Regions from separate parts of the Homo sapiens genome. Here region 1 is linked to region 2. Evidence: read pairs that join two places in POLR2A ChIA-PET (ENCODE). Cell type or tissue: MCF 10A. All regions are shown on one strand. Each heading gives the region's core, and the rest is flanking DNA. Links, peaks and the distances in the headings are about the cores only.

Region 1 (4,398 bases), core at 144-4,143, 62 kb before region 2:
GCTGAGGCAGGTGGATCACTTGAGCCCAGGAGTTCGAGATCAGCTGCTTGAGCAATGTGGGAAAACTCCATCTCTACAAAAAATAAGAAAAATTAGCCAGGCGTGGTGGCACACGCCTGTGGTCCCAGCTACTTGGGTCTCACTCTGACGCCCAGGCTGGAGTGTAGTGGTGTAATCCAGGCTCACTGCAGCTTTGACCTCCAGAGCTCAGGCAGTCCTTCTGCCTCAGCCTCCTGAGTAGCTGGGATCACAGACATGTGCCACCACACCTGGCTAATTTTTTTTGTTTTTTTGAGATGGAGTCTCAGGCTGGAGTACAGTGGCGCAATCTTAGCTAACTGCAACCCCCGCCTCCCGAGTTCATGCAATTCTCCTGCCTCAACCTCTAGAGTAGCTGGGATTATAGTCACACAACACCACTCCCAGTTAACTTATGTATTTTTAGTAGAGATAGGGTTTCACCATATTGGCCAGGCTGATCTCGAACTCCGGACCTCAAGTGATCCACCTGCCTGGGCTTCGCAAAGTGTTGGGATTACAGGCATGAGCCACAGCGCCCAACCAATTTTTTAAATTTTTTTTGTGCAAAGGGTGGGCGGGGGTGGGGGGTCTCACTATGATGCCCAGCCTGGTCTTGAACTTCAGGCTGAAGCGATCCTCCAGGTTGCCCTTCCAAAGTGCTGGGATTACAGGCATGAGCCGCCACGCCTGGCCCATATTCTCTTGATTGCCACTGTAATTTAGTATATTTGCTTCCAGTGTCAGGCAGCTATTTAAAGCTTTTACATCAAATGTGTATTTTATAGAACAATTTAAGAAGGAAACCTTATACTGGTCATATGCATTTGTGATGGATTTAAGACTTTATTAAAATAAGCTTTCAGAATTCCTTTAAATAGCACAATAAAGCTTACCAGGCTTTTACATCCAGATACTTTTTTTATGTGTTTATAATATAAGCCATTTTTGCTGCATTTAGATTTCTTCTTATTGGGTGGCATAATAATCCTTTCCATATTTGTTTCCAAGTCAATTTTCTAAAACTTTTTTCCCATGAATTGTTTTCTAAATTTAAAATTTACTTCATTTTCCCTTTCTTAAACCTTCATATTCTGTATATGTATATGGCAATTAATTCTATCATATGTGCTAATGAAAGGAGTAAATAATTCAAAAATACTTGGCTTTCAATTGAATGATAATTATTTTAACAAATTTAGCTTTCTAAATATCTTTTACTTGTGCTGATTTTTAAATGTTGGTTTATACCCCCTGAGCACATGCTAGTTAAACAGAAGACAAAAATTATGGGTAATAAGAAGAAGCTAGCCTTTAAAATGTATTTTCTTAAGTCTTCTATATTTGTTGTTTTGTATATTTAAAGATGCTTTCCCTAATATTTTTTCCCTTTGTTTTCATTGCGACTATGAGGACTTGAGCCTTATAGAATTGTTTAAGTAAAAAACTCTATGAAGCATCAAGAAAAACAGCAATAATTTGATGACTAATCCTAAGAAAAATCTAGCTGACAATTTGTACTCTAATTAATTTACTTCATTTATATATATCATAATTATATAATTACATATAATATAAATATATAATTATATGATATATATTACATGTATATAATTTTTCAAATTATTATCAATAGAGGCAGGGATCTTGCTGTGTTGCCCAGGCTGGCCTCAAACTCCTGGACTCAAGCAGTCCTCCCACCTTGGCCTCCCAGAGTGCTGGGATTACAGGCATGAGCCACCACACCTGGTCTACTTTCAATATTTCAAGGCAGGGGTGTTCAATCTTTTGGCTTCCCTGGGCCACATTGGAAGAAGAATCGTCTTGAGCCACACATAAAATACACTAACAATAGCTTATGAGCTAGAAAAAAAAAAAAAAAAAAATCTCATGGTGTTGTAAGAAAGTTTACCAATTTGTTTTGGGTGACATTCAAAGCCATCCTGGGCCGCATGTGGCCTGTGGGCCACAGGTTGGACAAGCTTGTTTTAAGGTATTTTTTATTTTAAAAAGTTATAAATGGTATGAAATGGTACATTAATTGTGTTAGTTAAGATGCTTTTAACTACAAGTTACAGAAAAACCCATCAAGGTTTAAACAATAAGAAAAAATAATTATTTTATATAACAGGCATGCCAGAACTAAGGCAGCTTCAGGATTGATTGATTCAATAGTTCTGTTCAAGGTTTTCTTCTTTTTACTCTGCCATCTTCATTACGTTGATTTCTTTCTTAGTAGTCACAAGATGGCTAGCTAATGCTGTTCCATTCATCATGTACATTCACAGTGATATCCAAAGGCTAGAAAGGGAACTTTAAAATAAAATAAACTACTATAATAGAATATTGCAAATATCTATGACAAAATATTATATTGAATTCCCATTTACCCTTCTAGCTTTAACAGTTATTGACTCATGGCTTCCAGTATTTTTATTATTGTATTGTTGCATTGAACATCATGTTACATTTGAATATTTCCATATTTAATATTCATCTTCCAGATAAATTCCAGATGTAGGAATTGTTTTTAGTCACTTGGGAAAGAAAAACTATGCATTTTCTTCCAGGTATTTTGATTAAAATGACCAGAACTCTTTTTATTGACTTATTTTTCAATTTTCAATCTTTTCCTCATCCTAAAACCAGTTCCTCAAATTCCTCAGGGTCCTCCCCATGTTTCTTCACATCTGTTTTGCTTAGAATCATCTTTCATCTCTGGCTTAACTCAAGTTCCAGAACTTATGTAAGGAACATTCTCTCTGAGCCCCCTATCACACAAACCAAACTTTGAAATAACTTACAAAATTTAAATTTTATATATTTCTTTGTGTTCTACAGGAGCTTGAGGAGTTTTGGGTTTACAGAGCCCTTTTGGTAGAACTTACCAAGAAGCTGACTTACTGTGTAAAGGCAGAATTAATCCCTCTCATGGAAGTTACTGGAGTTTTAGAGGTCAGTAGCTTGTTGGTTTCCCAATTGAAATTATGTTGAATTAATACAGAAGCCAGGTTTTATTATTTTCTGAAGTCTTAATACAGAGGAAGTGATAGCAAGAGCCTTAATTGCTCATTTGTCATGGGAATCTTTTATTTAAAACAAATAGCTGTTATGGCCTTCCAGAAATCCGCTGTTACTAGATGGCATACCTGATGAAAAATCTCAGTTGTGAAAAAAAAAACATAACAGGAAGGGTGGGAGTGACTGTCTCCAAGTATGTTGTGCTACCGGTTGTCCTTAACACTTCTTCCTTCCTCCACTCCTTTGAAGAATTACCTTCTGTCAGTTTGGACTCAGTGCTTGTTTAAGATAATGGTGATTCAGTGGCAGAAAGGGTCATTTGTATTTTTTCTAAGAGAGTAAGAAGAAAGGGTTCGCAACTGGTTTTCCAGCTTTCTATTTTCAGCCAACCCTCAACTTCAGTTTATTCTCTGTTATTCAGTTCTTGAGTCAGAGGAGTTCTGCTTAGGACACACGCACACACACAGAGAGAGACACCAGTGGTCCCCTGAGTAGATGGTGAGAACACTGAAAGATATTGGACTTGGCCTGATGATGTGGCTCATGCTGCAATCACAGCACTTTGGGAGGCCAAGGTGGGTGGATCAATTGAGGTCAGGAGTTCAAAACCAACCTGGCCCACATGGTGAAACCCCATCTTTACTAAAAATACAAAAATTAGCCAAGTATGGTGTCGTGCGCCTGTAATCCCAGCTACTTGGGAGGCTGAGGCAAGAAAATTTTGTGAACGTGAGTGGTGCAGGTTGCCATAAGCCAAGATCGCACCATTGCACTCCAGCCTGGGCAACAGAGCAAGACTCTTTCTCAAAAAAAAAAAAAAGAAAAGAAAAGAAAAAGAAGAAAGAAAGAAAGATACTGGACTAGAACATTTTACTTGAGGATATGAGATGATGCCACCAACCTAAGTGGGTTTCTTTTCTTGATTGCAGCACACATCAGTTGACTCAAGCTGCATAGAACTATAGTTACCTTGTAGTCAGTTTGGAACCACCCAAATGCATTTTTAAAAATTCCTCAGTATTCTCATGTCTTGTCTCTTCATATTTACTTTATTTTATCCCAGTCTCTTACATGCAGTTTTTGTTCTTTTCAGTAAAGTGCTTAATTTTCTTTTTTCTAATCCCAAACTATTATCCTACTGATTTTTGTAACACTTTTCAGGGTCGAGCAAAACAGTTATACAGTGCAGGTTACAAAAGTCTAATGCACTTAGCTAATGCAAATCCTGAAGTGCTCGTAAGGACAATTGATCATTTATCAAGACGCCAAGCCAAGCAAATTGTTTCATCAGCAAAGGTAAGCAAACAAACCATTTTTTAACCTTAATAATCTTGCGTAGTGTTATTTCCTTGTATTATA
Region 2 (4,398 bases), core at 157-4,156:
CTCTGCTGCCCAGGCTGGAGTGCAGTGGCATGATCATAGATTACTGCAGTCTTGACTTCAGGGACCCAAGTGATTCTCCCACCTCAGCCTCCCAAGTAGCTGGGACCACAGGCGTGCACCACCACGCCCAACTAATTACTTATTTTTTTTCATTTTTTTTGTAAATATGGAGTTTTCCTATGTTGCCTAGGCTGGTCTTGGACCCCTGGGCTCAAGCAGTCCTCCCACCTTGGCTCCCAAAGTGCTAGGATTATAGGCATGAGCCACTGCATTCAGTCAGAAGTCACGGTTTTAAAAACATGTAATACTCCTTATAAATCTAGACAATTTCAACACTTACTTTAAAGAACAAAGGTTAATTTAATTGAGTAAATTTCCTTAAATATTTCCAACTATATTTATACATTTAACATATTTGATTTTCCTTTCAAGTACTGCTTAAACAAAACTTTCCCATTTTCTTAGGTAAGTTAATATCTAATAAATTAAACCAATAATATTTCAACTTAAAATCATGAGCTAAATCAATTGCTCAATTACACACTTAAGAATTACAAAGCTAAAGTATTACTCTAATCGGCCAAATTCTCTTAAATGTTTCCATATCAAACATGTACAGTTTCTTTAACCCCAAAATATTCAAGTATAGGTGAAATTTCTGGTAAACATTCCTATACTTAATCCTCTCTGAGGTTGAAAGATGCTTACTCACCAAGGAAAAGATTATGTCATTCCACATTCTTGCAGAACAACCAGAGGTTTTAGCTAGGACATTAGGCCTGGACTGCAGACCTCCAGGATGGCTTTCCTCACAAGCCTGACCTAGGTTGAAGTCCCTTTTGTAATTTCTATAGTTTTTCATGCCATACCTTAAAAGGGGCATGGTCACTTACAGGGCTGACTTACTCAGAATTAGGCAGAAGGGCATAGTGTCTAGAGCCTACAATACTTACAGATGCCCACAAATGTGTTCTAATTTTTATTTCTTTTTAAATCAGGACAAAAATTAATAAAATAATAATGCACATATAACATTGAATCCATTTGGATTATGTTTATCTGTATACCAATGCAGTGCTAAAATATAATTTCTAATTCATTTTCCCACAAAGGCAAAAGTGCCCAGAGCCCATGAGAGTCATAATGTGGCCCTGGTCACTTAGCCCACATCCCTGAGTGTGAATCCTATCATGACCTAATTATTATTATTTTTTTTTTTTTTTTTTTTTTGAGACAGAGTCTAGCTCTGTCACCCAGCCTGGAGTGTAGTGGTGCAATCTCGGCTCACTGCAAGCTCCACCTCCCAGGTTCACGCCATTCTTCTGCCTCAGCCTCCCAAGTAGCTGGGATTACAGGCACCCGCCACCATGCCCAGCTATTTTTTTGTATTTTTAGTAGAGATGGGGTTTCACCATGTTAGCTAGGATGGTCTCGACCTCCTGACCTCGCGATCCACCCGCCTCAGCCTCCCAAAGTGCTGGGATTTCGTAAAGCAACTTACAGAACTCTGACACCCCACTTAGACTGGCCCATTGTGCCAATGCACTTTGCATTTCTTTGGCTCTGTAGATATTTATGTATCTGAATTCACAGAATTCTGAATTCTTTTTAAATTTTTGCTATCTTGAAGGGTATACAACCCTTATATATGTTAAAATGTTATCCAATTAGCAAAAAATTCAACAGTCATTTCATAAAGGAACCTATTCAAATGGCAAATAAGCACATAAAGAACATTATTAGTCATCATAGAAATGAAAAAGAAAACCACGATGAGGTGGATTATACACCCACCAGAATGGCTAAAATTTTAAAAACTGGCAACATGAAGTGTTGGTCTAATGGAACCACGAGAGCTCTCATACATTGTTCATGGGAGTGTAAAATGATACAACCACTTTGGAAAAACTTTTGGCAGTTTCATACCAATCCTATGACTCAGAAGTTCCACTCCTAGTTATTTACCCTTGAGAAATGAAAACATAGCTCTACAAAAAGAGTGAGATAAGAATGTTCTTAGCAGCTTTATTCATAATACCAAAACTTGTCAACAACCTCACATGCCCATCAATAGGAAAATAGATAAACAAGCTATGATATATTCACGCAATGGAAACTACTTAGAAAAAAATGAATAAACTCAGATACATTCAATAGCCTGAACTAATTTCAAAAAACACTGTGCTGAGTAAAAAGAACTTAACACAAAGAGTGTGTAACCTGTAATTCTTCTTCCTCTTCAAGTTCTAGAGCAAGCTAAACTAATTTATGATGGACAAAGTCAGAACAGTGCTTGCCTCTGGGTATGGGGGCGGGGATTTACTGGGAAAGGGCTTAAAGGGACTTTCTGGAGTGATAGACATTTGGATTTATGAATTTGTCAAAACTCATCCAATGTTACACTCAAGATTTGTATATTTTATTGTAGGTAAATTTTACCTAAAAGCAAAAAGAACCATAAACAAATGTCGAACTCTAGTTCATAATACGAATGTTGAAGTCTTTATTTTTTTTCTTTGCTTAGAGATAGGGTCTCACTCTATCACCCAGGCTGGAGTGCAGTGGTGCAATCATAGCTCACTCTAACCTTGAACTCCTAGGCTCAAGCAATCCTCCCACCTCAACCTCCCAAAGCGCTGAGATTATGATTACGGTCAGATGGAGCAAGAACCCTCTCTTAGTAGCCTGTGAGCCTCCAAACATGGAAATAAAGGAAAATTCTGAGTTCCTTCAAATGAAATTCCAGGCACTTAGCTAGCCCTGAGAAGTAAATAAGCAACCTGACAAGCAGAAGGTAACAGTAGCCTAAAACAATAGACGAGGAAGTTAGAGTCAGATGCTTGGTTCCTCTAGAGAAACTAAAGATAACAACTTTCTTTTTTGTTTCTTCTTTTTTTTTTTTTTTTTTTTTTTTTTTTTTTGAGACAGGGTCTCACGCTGTTGCCCAGGCTGGAGTGCAGTGGCACGATCTCAGCTCACTGCAATCTCCGCTTCCCAGGTTCAAGCGATTCTCCTGCCTCAGCCTCCCAAGTAGCTGGGATTACACGTGTGCACCACCAGGCCTGACTAGTTTTTGCATTTTTAGTAGAGATGGGGTTTTGCCATGTTGCCCAGGCTGGTCTTGAACTCCTGAGCTCAGGCAATCCACCTGCCTCCGCCTCCCAAAGTGCTGGGCCTGGCCCTAAATATAACATCTTAATATATATCCCTGAGTTGTTTTTCAGAAACCTGGATCTCCACCAAATGGATCCACTGACACATCGACCTCAGATAAGCAGGAACTGAAGACTGAACTCTGAGCACCGTTCTTTGTTCTAAATTTCTTCCTGAGGGGTCTGGAGGGAGTTGCACCCATAAGCCAGAGCTAACATTCTTTTCTGCTGATCCCAAATTTTTAAATAAAGCTTCCCTTCTGGCCAGGCACGGTGGCTCACTCCTGTAATTCCAGCACTTTGGGAGGCCGAGGAGGGCGGATTGCCTGAGCTCAGGAGTTAGAGACCAGCCTGGTCAACATGGCAAAACCCCATCTCTACCAAAAAATACAAAAATTAGCCGGGTGTGGTGGCGCACACCTGTAATCTCAGCTACTCAGGAGGCTGAGGCAGGATAATTGCTTCAACCCAGGAGGTGGAGGCTGCAGTGAGCCCAGATCGTGCCACTGCACTCCAGCCTGGGCGATACAGTGAGACTCCGTCCACCACTCCCACCCCGCCCCCCGAAAAACTTCCCTTCCTTAACCAATTGCAAATCAGAAAATCTTTGAATCTACCTCTGACCTCTAAGCCCCATCCACCCTTCAAGATATCCCACCCTTTTAAGGCAAAACCAGTGTGTTACCTTCACGTATTGAGTTACAATTTTGCCTATAACTTCTGCTTTCCTGAAATTTACCCCTGCCTTGAAAAACCCTTACTTTCAAGCCATCCAGGAGGTCAGGATTTAAGCATTAGCTGCCTGATCCTCCCTGAAAATAAATGTCTTCCTTACTTTTTTAAAATTTATTTTTTTAATATAGAGATAGAGGTCTTGCTATGTTGTCCAGGGTGGTCTCAAATGCCTGGCCTCAAGCGATCCTCCCACCTCAGCCTCCCAAAGTGCTAGGATTACAGGCATGAGCTACCACACCTGGCCCACATCTTCCTTTCTACTGCTGTAAAACCTCAGTGTGGATATCTGGTTTCACTGCTCCAGGCAAGTGAACCCCACTTTGGTTCCTTTTTTTCACCCTTTTTTGAGATAGGGTCCCATTCTGTCACCCAATCTGGAGTGCAGTGGCTCACTGCAGCCTCAACCCCCTGGGCTCAAGTGATCCTCCCACCTCAGCCTCACAAGTAGCTGGGACTACAATCACATGCCATCACGACCAGCTATTTTTTTTTTTTTCGGTAGAGACAGGGT

Evidence for each region. Peaks named below come from ENCODE experiments on the same cell type or tissue, not always from the same donor. Only the 100,000 strongest peaks of a DNase experiment are listed, where the experiment ranks them.
Region 1: POLR2A ChIA-PET joins it to region 2 with 7 read pairs; 6 of 35 experiments call an interaction of 5 or more read pairs at or near these places.

Annotation. Positions count from the first base shown.
Region 1 is chr4:83,416,668-83,421,065 of GRCh38, reverse strand. HELQ (helicase, POLQ like) reads left to right here. Exons shown (of 18, transcript NM_133636.5): 16 at 2,860-2,973; 17 at 4,201-4,335. Among named protein-coding and RNA genes, the nearest start is that of HELQ, 37 kb to the left of the region's middle. In MCF 10A, for the core only: no CTCF peak of the experiment used is centred there; no DNase peak of the experiment used is centred there.
Region 2 is chr4:83,354,952-83,359,349 of GRCh38, reverse strand. No RefSeq gene overlaps it. Among named protein-coding and RNA genes, the nearest start is that of HPSE, 22 kb to the right of the region's middle. In MCF 10A, for the core only: no CTCF peak of the experiment used is centred there; DNase peaks (open chromatin) are centred at 739 and 1,899.